2 separate regions of the Homo sapiens genome follow, and region 1 is linked to region 2. A link is a loop called in an ENCODE intact Hi-C map of the cell type or tissue named here. Cell type or tissue: Caco-2. All regions are shown on one strand. Each heading gives the region's core, and the rest is flanking DNA. Links, peaks and the distances in the headings are about the cores only.

What was found. A loop is a pair of places that touch in the nucleus more often than their neighbours do. Peaks named below come from ENCODE experiments on the same cell type or tissue, not always from the same donor. Only the 100,000 strongest peaks of a DNase experiment are listed, where the experiment ranks them.
Region 1: a loop joins it to region 2, with 1.9 times the contacts of the local background. A loop is called at or near these places in 2 of 110 quality-filtered maps.

Annotation. Positions count from the first base shown.
Region 1 is chr1:172,883,261-172,888,657 of GRCh38, reverse strand. It overlaps the pseudogene AIMP1P2. Among named protein-coding and RNA genes, the nearest start is that of TNFSF18, 160 kb to the left of the region's middle. In Caco-2, for the core only: no CTCF peak of the experiment used is centred there; a DNase peak (open chromatin) is centred at 2,386.
Region 2 is chr1:172,974,449-172,979,845 of GRCh38, reverse strand. No RefSeq gene overlaps it. Among named protein-coding and RNA genes, the nearest start is that of TNFSF18, 74 kb to the left of the region's middle. In Caco-2, for the core only: no CTCF peak of the experiment used is centred there; a DNase peak (open chromatin) is centred at 3,295.

The DNA.
Region 1 (5,397 bases), core at 131-5,130, 91 kb after region 2:
CACACAGAGTGCCAATTGAGGCACTGCCTAGTGGAGCTGTGGGAAGGGGGCCACTGCCTTCCAGACCCCAGAATGGTAGATCCACCTGTAGCTTGCATCCTGAGTATGGAAAAGCCACAGGCATTGGACTCCAACCCATGAAAGCAGCCATAGAGGCTGCACCTGGCAAACTCAAAGAGCAGAGCTGCCCAAGGCCATGTCCTACTCCCTGCACCAGTGTGCCCAGGATGTGGGACATGGAGGCAAAGATGATATTAGAGCTTTAAGATTTAATGTCTGCCCTGCTGGGTTTTGGACTTGTGTGGGGCCTGTTGTCCTTCTCTTTTGTCCAATTTCTCCCTTTTGAAATGGGATTATTTTACCAATGCACATACAATTGTTTTGTCTTGGAAATATATAACTTGTTTTTTTTTAATTTTAGAGGCTCATAGCTGGAGGAACTTACTTTGAGTCTCAAATGAGACTTTGGACTACTGAGTTAATGATGGGATGAGTTAAGACTTTGGGGGAACTTTTGGGAAGGGAAGACTTTGGCACCTCTCTCTCTCTCGCTCACTATTGCCATGTGATACTCCAGCTCCCCGCTTCATCTTCTGCCATGATTATAACTTTCCTGAGGCCTCACCAGAAGCAGATGCTGATGCCATGCTGTTGTACAGCCTGCAGAACTGTGAGCCATATAAACCTCTTTTCTTTATAAATTACTCAGCCTCAGGTATTCCTTCATAGCAACACAAATGGACTAATGGAATGGATAATTGTAGTAATAATATTATTAATAAACTAGAATTTCCTTGAAGATAAGGCATTTTACTCATCTCTGAGTCCTCTAATCTCTAGCCCAGATGTAGTAAATTCTGTACCTTGTCTACCCAAATCTCTTCTTCCCTTTTGTGCTCTTAGAAACCCAATTGTGTTCAGATATTAGAACACTAGCTGCTTTATGGAGGCTGAGCATCTATCTATCCCTGAAGGAGAAAGGTGAATCTTTATTAATTTCATTAAGCCAACATGGTTCATCCAAATTCCCTTGTCAATTATGGATTAAGAAGGGGCATATGACACAATTTTGCCTTATGAAAATGGACAAAAAGGCTCCTAGGGACTTTTTGGAAGAGTTATCTTTGTTCTTAAGGAAGAACCAAAGACGAAGACATTTCCTTCTCAGCCCATGGACATTGCAACCTATTGTGATACCTGGAACTGTAGCTGCCATCTTGGGCTTGAAAAGAATTTATCCTATACAACAAGGAAAACTCTGAGGATAACATAACTGAAAGACTGAGTAAACATGGGTGCTTGATAACAATTCTGAGTCATTAGTGTAACCAACCCTGAAACTCCTTCACCTTTGGACTTCTTATAAGAAAGAAACTTTGAGTTGATTTTCTGCTACTTGCAGCCAAAGCATCTTAATTGATAGAGCTGGGGTACTTGTATGATTTTCTGCCTAAATGATTTATTATTCTTAATATTAGTCTTAATAACATATTATAATAATACACATAGTAATACTTTACAACATTTACCCTACCCTGGAAAGCAACATACTAAGCATTTGTATAAATTATTTCATTTAATAGCAATATTTGATTGAGATAGATGCCATTATTCTCTTCTTATATATAGGGAAACTGAGGCCTGAAAAGGTAAAGTAACTTGACAAAATGCTCACAGTCGGTGACAAATCCCAGGTTTTGAACCTAAGTCACTCTGAATGGACTCTATCATCTTTCAATGACCCTATTTTAATTGACTTCACAATTAGTTTTTCTCACTAACATTTTGATAAGCTCAAGATTATCATGTTCATTTCAAAAAATGAAGTACAGTACAGTCCAAGAGGCTGGGCTATTTGACAAAATTCATAGTTCTAAAAAATTTAGCATTTCTTTGTTGCTACTCCCTCACTATTAAATCAGTACACATTTGATCAGTTTTTCCTAGGTTAGACAGACAGCTTTACAAGGCAAACAAAATTGCCACTCCAAAGAGGCACAGAGAAGTTACTTACTCATGAATATTATTATTAATAACAGAGAATTAATAACACATTTATTTAATTTAAAAATATGACAAGGACCAAGTATAGAATGATAGGGAAATCTGTTCCCAACAGGAAGGCATCTATCTAGTGAAGAAGCATTTTTAAAAACCCACAGTCACTTAAAATCTCTGGAAATTGTCCTAAGGCTATCCAGCAAATTGAAAAACATTCATTTAAGAAAAAAAATTATTGATAAGAACTGTGAGAGTCTGAAGCATTTGAGCCAATCTCCACTCTATTACTGACTCCTATCCTCACCCCAGCTCTGTGTTACAGAATCTCTATTATCCTGGGCGATGTGCAAACAAGAAAGCATAAGCTCCTTCTTCCCACAGCTCCCAATCTAGAGAGGTTACTTTGAAACCTGAAACCTGCAAACACAAGGTGAGTATTATCTCAAGCAATAGTGATATGTGCTTGTTCACCATAGAAAGTTGAAAACTTGGCTCCTCCTAATGGGCCCATTCCTGGAGACAGAATTACTTTTGATGCTTTCCCTGGAGAGCCCAACAAGGAGCTGAATCATAAGGAGAGGATTTGGGAGCAGATCCAACCTGATCTTAACACTATTAATGAGTGTGTGGCTCCATACCAAGGAGCTCCCTTTGAGGTGAAAGGGAAAGGAGTGTGCAGGGCTCAAACCAAAACCAACAGTGGAATCAAGTCAAATAACAGCCTTCCATTACTGAAATACATTAGAGAAAACTTTAATAATCACGAAGGAATACGTTTGTCACTTGTACCTTAAAAAATAAAAACAAAATAGAAAAGCATTTTCTTGCAGGTTTGAACATTCTTTTTCCTGCCTGTAGGAAGTACTGGTAAATTTTAAAGACTTTTCATGCTGGCTTTATTTGGAGTTTCATCAGTGACCACTTGAATTTTAATACTTTTCATAGACTCCTTCAAAAGGTATTGGCACTTGGGTCAGTTGGCACTTGTCCTGGCTGAAAGATCTACTTACACTTTCAGAAATGATTAATGCCACATAACAGTTTTGGTAGGCACAGGATCTTAGCTTAGCCTGGCACATTCATATCTGATGACACCCTTGGGAAAGTAGTTATTCTCTAGGTCAGTAGGAAGATAGCCAATGCCACTGACCATGTTACATTTCTATTTCCTGAACTACAGTAAAAAAAATGTGAAAGACTTCAGCATGGGGAATACTTTTTGTCAATAGAAACATAAGACAAAGAAGACTGAGGGACCCCCCTGTTAACTTAAGAGGACTGAGAATACAGGACTTAAAAGGTCAGGCTAGGACAGCCAGCTAGGGAGAAGGTAAGATACTGGGGGAATCTAATCAGGCCACTAAATCAAGGCACCATGCTAACAGCAGATATTCTGAAAGAAATGAACCTGACGTATTGTCTAAAGAAGTTTTAACATCTCAACTTTACTTAGCCATATTCTCATTAATTGATTTTATAATTCAGAAAGGTTGAGTATCTCTTATTCTTTTCACCAATAACATGATATGTATAAATATTACCCAAACAAATTAATGTGGTACAAAATGAAAACAATCAAAATATCACTCTGGAAAGGCAAGATACTACAAGTAAGACAGGCATAGTATTGCTCCTAACAAGTACTTAGCTCAAAACTCTGAATCAGTTTTTGATAGTCTCAACACCTATACTCAGACCTTTTCCTTGTATTCATTAGCAAACAAGCATTTATTAGGTATCTTGAAGTGTGAGCAGGAAGCTCAGTATCACTGACCCAACGATCTTGGGCTGAGTTATATAGATAAAACTGTTTCTAAGGAGTTTAGAATGAAATACTGGTTTTCATTCTCGAGGCAGAGGTTTGACCACACAAAAACATAAGGGAGGGAAACTAAGTAGGATCTTTCTGCCTAGCAAGAAGGGGTAGAACAGAATTCTGTTCTGTTTACAAACAGGTAGAATTCTTCTGTTTACAAACAGGTAGAATTCTGAAGTGGAAAGACTGTATATTCTGGATCTTCAGCTTCTCGTCACCTCCTGCTTATTAGGGCCTATTTCACCACTTGGGTCCTTCTGTCCTCTCTTCCTCCTCCTCTCTCAAAGCCTCTTCCTCATCAAAAACATTACATAGTTAACTGATATGTTTGAAGTTAGTGTTCCTACTCCACATTAAACCTTAAGTCTCATTATAAATAAAAGTTTCTCTCTTTCACCCCACCCCTCACCTCCCAAAAATTCCAAGCTGCAACCAAGAGGTGATCTGAGTTGGCTGGAATAAAGAGACAGGGAAGGGAGGGTTACAGTCCAGTATTTTCCACACTTTTAGTGTCCTGTGTGTAATTCTGCAGCTGGATGGTCAGGGATGTTATACTCTAACAGAGCCACACTGCTACTTATAAAATTGGCTTGGGCTATGCACAACTGTTTTGTTAAGACACTAAAGATGACCATTTGAAAGCCTGTGGGAAAAGGAGGTAATTTGACCCTCTGTGTGTTAGAAAGGCATAAAACATTTGAATGTCAGTCAAAATTTGTTTAAGACCTGGGAGGGACTCCCTTCCCTTTTGAAAACTGCGTTGAGGTTTTTAAGAACCACAGACAGTCTGTGTCTCCACAGCCAGCTCATTCAGGGCATACCCAGGAATGGCAGGAGGCCTTTCAGGAAGATGTGTTCCCCTGAGAAGCTGCTCAGCACCTCTTCCCTCAGCACCTGCCAACTTTCTGCAAAATTGAAAGTAAGATAATGGTTTGGTGTGTTCAAGCCCACACTCCTGCCACCCTGGATTTATTTATCTCCCCTATGCTGTAAGTCTCCTTTTTCTATATTTTAAATTCTGATTTGCTTAGATTTACGGTAGAAGTACTCAGTAAAGCCAATCCACTTTTTATTGGCATAAAATTGGCCAGTGGTGAGACGACATAACAGAACTGAAACTTGAAACTGTGGACAGACTCACTTTTCTGGAGTTGAGTCTGCCTTTTCGGAGTGACAGAGTGTTGTCAATACTCTGTAACTGGCAGAATCTGTTTCCTTCCTGGTATTTTGTGCCTCCATCCCTGGGGGGAGAAAAGGGCAATTTGAAAATGTACTGCCATAGACATTCTGGTGAAAAAGGGTCAAGTGACTAAAGCAGAGAGCTGATAATCAGAGATGACTTGACGCTTACTAAGGCACAGCAATTCATAGGCACTGGCTCTGGTGGTGAGAAATTGCTGCTGGGAATGTGAGGAAGGAAGGTCAAAGCACATTTTTTGGCTAGTAGGACAATGAAGACATCTTCCCCAGAAGTTGGCCCATTCTTGCCACCCATTCATTTTCTCTCATGACCCTATCCTGCCTCAGCAATTTAATCACACATCCAGACACTTGGCCATGGTGTGCTCACTGTCCCGTAA
Region 2 (5,397 bases), core at 261-5,260:
AGTAGTATAATATTTGCATATAACTTATACACATCCTCCCATGTATTTTAAATCACCTCTAGATTACTTGTTATACCTAATATAACAAGTTAGGAGGCTTTTAGGGCAATCTTGAATGAAGTGGTGGTTTGGGTTAAAATTCTATCAGGAGAAATAATGAGTTGTAGTCTGACTCAGGCATCTTTGGAGGACTGACTGATTGATTGGAGGTGGTGTATAAGGAAAGGAAGGAAACCAGGGACAAGTTAAATCTGAGATTTAATGTGTCATATAATCAAGTGGAGATGTCAACTAGGCAGCTGATTGTAAGAGACTGGAGGTCTTTGATGAGGCAGCAGCTGGAAAAATAACTATAACTACTGTAATGCTTAATTTTTCTGAAGGATTGAGAGTTGATCATACAGTTTCCATGCTTTTGGAAAATCTTTCTAAAATATACATCCTTCATAATCCAGTAGAGTATATACTCAGTGCATATAAGCATGTCTTCAATTAATAGTGGTGATTAAGTGATTAATTCACAGTTCATTATACTTACATTTGATATACTTACATTTGATATGATTGAGGCAAATCAATGGGCAAAGTACTTACTAGGGCAATTTCTTCATCTATAAAATGAGTATAACAATATTATCTTGCAGGGTTGTTATAAAAATAAGAATAAATGTATGCAAAATACCTGGTGAATAGTAGGTATCAATGTATAATAACTTTTTTGTAGATTATATTCTAGTCAAGGTAGAGCTAACTATAAGGCAATCTGAGCAACTTTCTCTGAAATGAAGGGGCTCCAGATGAAACTTTCTCAGTCTAAGTGACATTTCAGGAAATAATACTCAATAGGCTAACATTTCCTTTCAGAGTTAAGGCAATGGCTCTCAGCAACCTAGGGTTTATTTAATTTTTACCTTGCATACAATACCTGTATTATTGGCCTCAAGAAGTCCAATACTAACTTTGTTTTGGTATGTATTTGTATTAGTCAGGATTCTCCACAGAAACAGAACAACAAATAAAACGTGTGTGTGTATGTAGTGAGAGAGAAAGAGAGAGAGAGAAGGGGGGCGGGAGAGAGAGAGAGCAGAGAGAGAGAGAGAGAGAGACATTTTAAGGAATTGGCTCATGTGATTGTGGGGGCTAACAATTCCAAATTCTGGGTAAGTCAGCAGGCTGGCGAGAAGACTTAATGTTGTAACTTGAGTCCAAGGGTAGCCTGGAGGCAGAATTTCTTCCTATTTGGAGGACCTCAGTCTTTTTCTCTCAAAGCCTTCAACTGATTGGAAAAGGTTCACCCACATTATGAGGGGTAGTCTGCTTTATTGAAAGTCTCTGATTTAAATATTAAGCTCATCTAAAAACAGCTTCACAGCAACATCTAGACTGGTGTTTTACTCAATATATAGGTATTGTAGCCTAGTCAAATTGACACATAAAATTAACCATCACAATGTTCATTACTGGGGTTTAACAAAGGTGGTACTATTTATTTCATACAGCTGAAAAAGAAAACATCCAGCAACTATATGAAAGAAAGCTTCAGTTTTTAAAATTCCAAAACAGGGCAAGCTCACTCATTCCACATCAGTGTCTTTAGTGTCTTCAACCATTTCCTGCCAAGGTGAGATTCTACAAACTCATAGTTTTTCTTAATACTACAAGCTTTCTTTCTACGCACTCCTCCTTCTCCTCCACTCCCATCTTATCAAATATAGGTGTAAGCACTGATGAAATATAGGTGTAAGCACTTTTAAAAGAAATGTCTCTATAAAGAAGAAAACATTATAAGCAGAAGGGAGACTATATTTAAACAGACAGTACTAGATATCACACACGTTGGTAATTGTACCACAGAAAAAGGCATAAAACAGAGAAGAAGACAACAATAAAACAACAATAAAAAGCTTCTTTCCAGTGCTTTCTCCTCAAACAGGCCATGAAATGGTCACCACCGACCTATGGCCAAGAAATGACTTGGGGAAGTGAGAGTTCCAGGTCAGCCTCATTGCATGGCAGTTCATATTTTACTCTTCAATGACTTTGAAAGGAACTGACTAATTTGAACCAAACGTAGCAAATTATTACCAAACCCCAGCATGCATCATCATGCTTATTTATTTTCAAAACAGAATACTTTTAATCACTGAGAGATGTTTTGGGCACATAGGACATAGTCTGGCTATGTTTACTACACAAATATTTTTAAGCCCAATTATCAATTATCAGTAAACCCAAGTATTTCCATTAATTCTGTGGGCAAAGACATTAAGGCAATATGACAAATATTTTAAGGTGAGCAAAAGTTTCACCTCCAGTTACCTGGGCAGGAAGTGTGGACAAACCAGTTTGGTTCTATTGTGCTGGTGGTTGCGAGGAAGAAATCATACCATAGCAGAGTTTCAATATGCCTTAAACATAGTATGATTCCTCACACATTTGAAAGATATTCCATTCATTTCAACAATGTTTACTGAGTTCCTATCATGTTCAAAGCCCTGAACTAGGTGGAGGTCGTGGTTTGGGGGAAGATTTACAGATGGGTAAATCATAGGCTCTACTCTTCTCATAATTAAAATTTAGAAGGAAGCATAAAAGCAGTATGTCATATAAGACAAAATATAGTCAGAAACCTAAGAACAGAAATATTTGTGTAGTGGTTTATTGGCCAAATGTCTTTTTGTACTTTAAGAAGAAGAAGGGTTGGGACAACCAACCTCGATTACCTTTGAAAAAGTTGCTCAATGGCCAAGAATCTTGGATAAACTCAGCTTATTTTGAAAATAGTCTCCAGCGCTAACAACAAAGCCTTCCCCATCACTTCATTCTGTTCTTGGTCTTCCTGATTTAGATCTCCAGTGAGATTTTAGAAATCTGCTTCTGTAAGTGGCATTAGGCCATCAGGTGCCTGACACTGCTAATACCTTTGGGAGGCCCAGGCTGCACCCTGGCTTTCCAAGAACACAGAATGCAAAATGAATACTGAATGCCATCAAACATTCTGGGTGCCCTCCACCTTGTCCTTGACCTGATGTGAGCCTGCATCTCTCACCTATCCTCTGTTTCCTTGGTCTGCCCTGGGCCAAAGCCAAGAGCTCCTTGCTTTTTTTTTTTTTTTTTTTTTTTTTTTTTTTGAGTCACTACCAAACTTGTTGACTTTGGCCTTTCCTTGTGATAATTTTCAGTTTAACTGTTTGTTCTGGCCACAGAGATTTCAGTCTAGCTTACAAACTACTTTTATTGTATAACTCAGGGTTTAGGCCAGATTGGTAGCTGGCTCCAGTTACACACCCTGGCTAATGATTCAACAGCTATTGTGTTCCTGGGAAGCTTCTGGTTAGAACTGGATGAAATGATGTGACGTCAGTGGCTGCCAAACTGCACAATTCTTTAGTTTACGTTTCAGTTTAAAGTGATTATAAAGTTATTTTGGGCACTTTTTTTGAGGGACCTTGACACTTGCCACAAAAAACAAAGCCAGATGTTTTTCAGGATTTGATTCCTCTCCACTCATCTCTGTCCCAGTCAGGAACTCAAGGACACCTGCCTTTGGAACTTAAACTTTGATGATGCAATTCATATAAAGTTCAGAATGTCCAGGTTCAAACAGGGCTACATCCATACTAGCGATTCATTAAAGATTTTGGGGGAGAATATATCTCTCCACTGCCTCTTACCATTTTTCCCTAACATTTCCTCCATTCAGTTAATCACTCAATTATTCATCAAATATTTATTGAGTGCTTGCTATGTGCCAGAGACTGTTCTGGGTACAGGGAATGTATCAGGGAATAAAAGTAGCACAAGTTCTGTTCTCATGAAGCTTATACCCCTTAAAATATACAGGGTTAAAGACAGTAAATACCTTGGCGAATTATACATTATTATAAATGGTTATAATTGATATAAAGAAAAATAAGGTAGGGAAAGGGAAAAGGAGGATGAGGCCAAAAGGAGATGTGGATTTGAATAGGGTACTTCTTTGTTAAAACACTGGGCTATTACGAAGGATTGGCAAAAAAAAATTGAGAAAGAATGGCCAGTGAGGTAGGGGGTAAACAAGAGGAGGGTGGTTTTGGTGGTCACACCACTTTGGGAAACTGTTTGACAATATCTTCTAAAGCTAAATATGACCCTGTGGCTCTACAACTGTACTCCTGGCTATGCACCCAGCAGAAACGAGTGCTTATGTGCAAAAAAAAGAAAAAAAAAAGAAAAGAAAACTGGGAAAACTAAAAACATGTACAAGAATGTTCTTAAGAGCTTATTCACAATAGCCAAAAATTAGAAACAGTCCGAATATTTATTCATGGTAGAAAGGATAGACATGCTGTGATATAATTGTACAATGGAATATAAAGTAGAAATGAAAAAGAATGAACTACTGCTACACTCAAACAACATGGATGGATCTCACAGAAGTATACTGCATGAAAAAATCTAGACACAAGAGTGTATATTGTATGAGTCCATCAATATATTTAAAAATATTTAAGTTATTTTAAATTTTAAAATTTAAAAATAGACAAAACTAATCTGTGGTGATAAAGTAGAAAATAGACATTACCTTTGGGGAGACAGAGACTGAGAAGGGGCATAAGGGAGCCTGTCAAGGACTGGTGTTATTCTTATCTTGATCAGAGTAGTGCTAAAGTGCTATATATTTAAGATCTGTGCATGTCACTGTGTACAAGTCATACATATATATATATACTATGAAATACTATGCAGCCATAAAAAGGAATGAGATCATGTCCTTTGCAGGTACATAGATGAAGCTGGAAGCCATCACCTTCAGCAAACTAACACAGGAACAGAAAACCAAACACCACATGTTCTCACTCATAAGTGGGAGTTGAACAATGAGAACACATAGACACAGGGAGGGGAACAACACACACCAGGGCCTGTAGGCAGGAGGGATGTGGGCCTGTAGGCAGGAGGGGTGGTGAGGGGAGGGAGAGCATCAGGACAATTAGCTAATGCATGCAGGGCTTAAAACCTAGTTGGCAGGTTGATAGGTTCAGCAAATCACCATGGCACATGTATACCTATGTAACAAACCTGCACATTCCACACATGCATCCTGGAACTTAAAGTAAACAAAATTAAAAATAAAAATAAAAAGAATTTTAAAAATAAAAATAAAAAAAATTAGAAGTAGAATTGGGAACAGGGACTGGGAACAATTCTTTCATTTTTTTTCCCCTTAACACTAAGTTTAAGTTCTAAGTACATAGACTGTTAAGACTGGGAGATGATTTAAAAATCATCCTGTCCAAACTCCTTCCATAATAGTCAATGAAGCATGCTGCTTTCCTGTGGATGGAGTCTGGATATGTGGCTTTTTGGGTGTTGATCACTTTTCTATAAATTATTTTTGTTGACTTTTTCAATTAT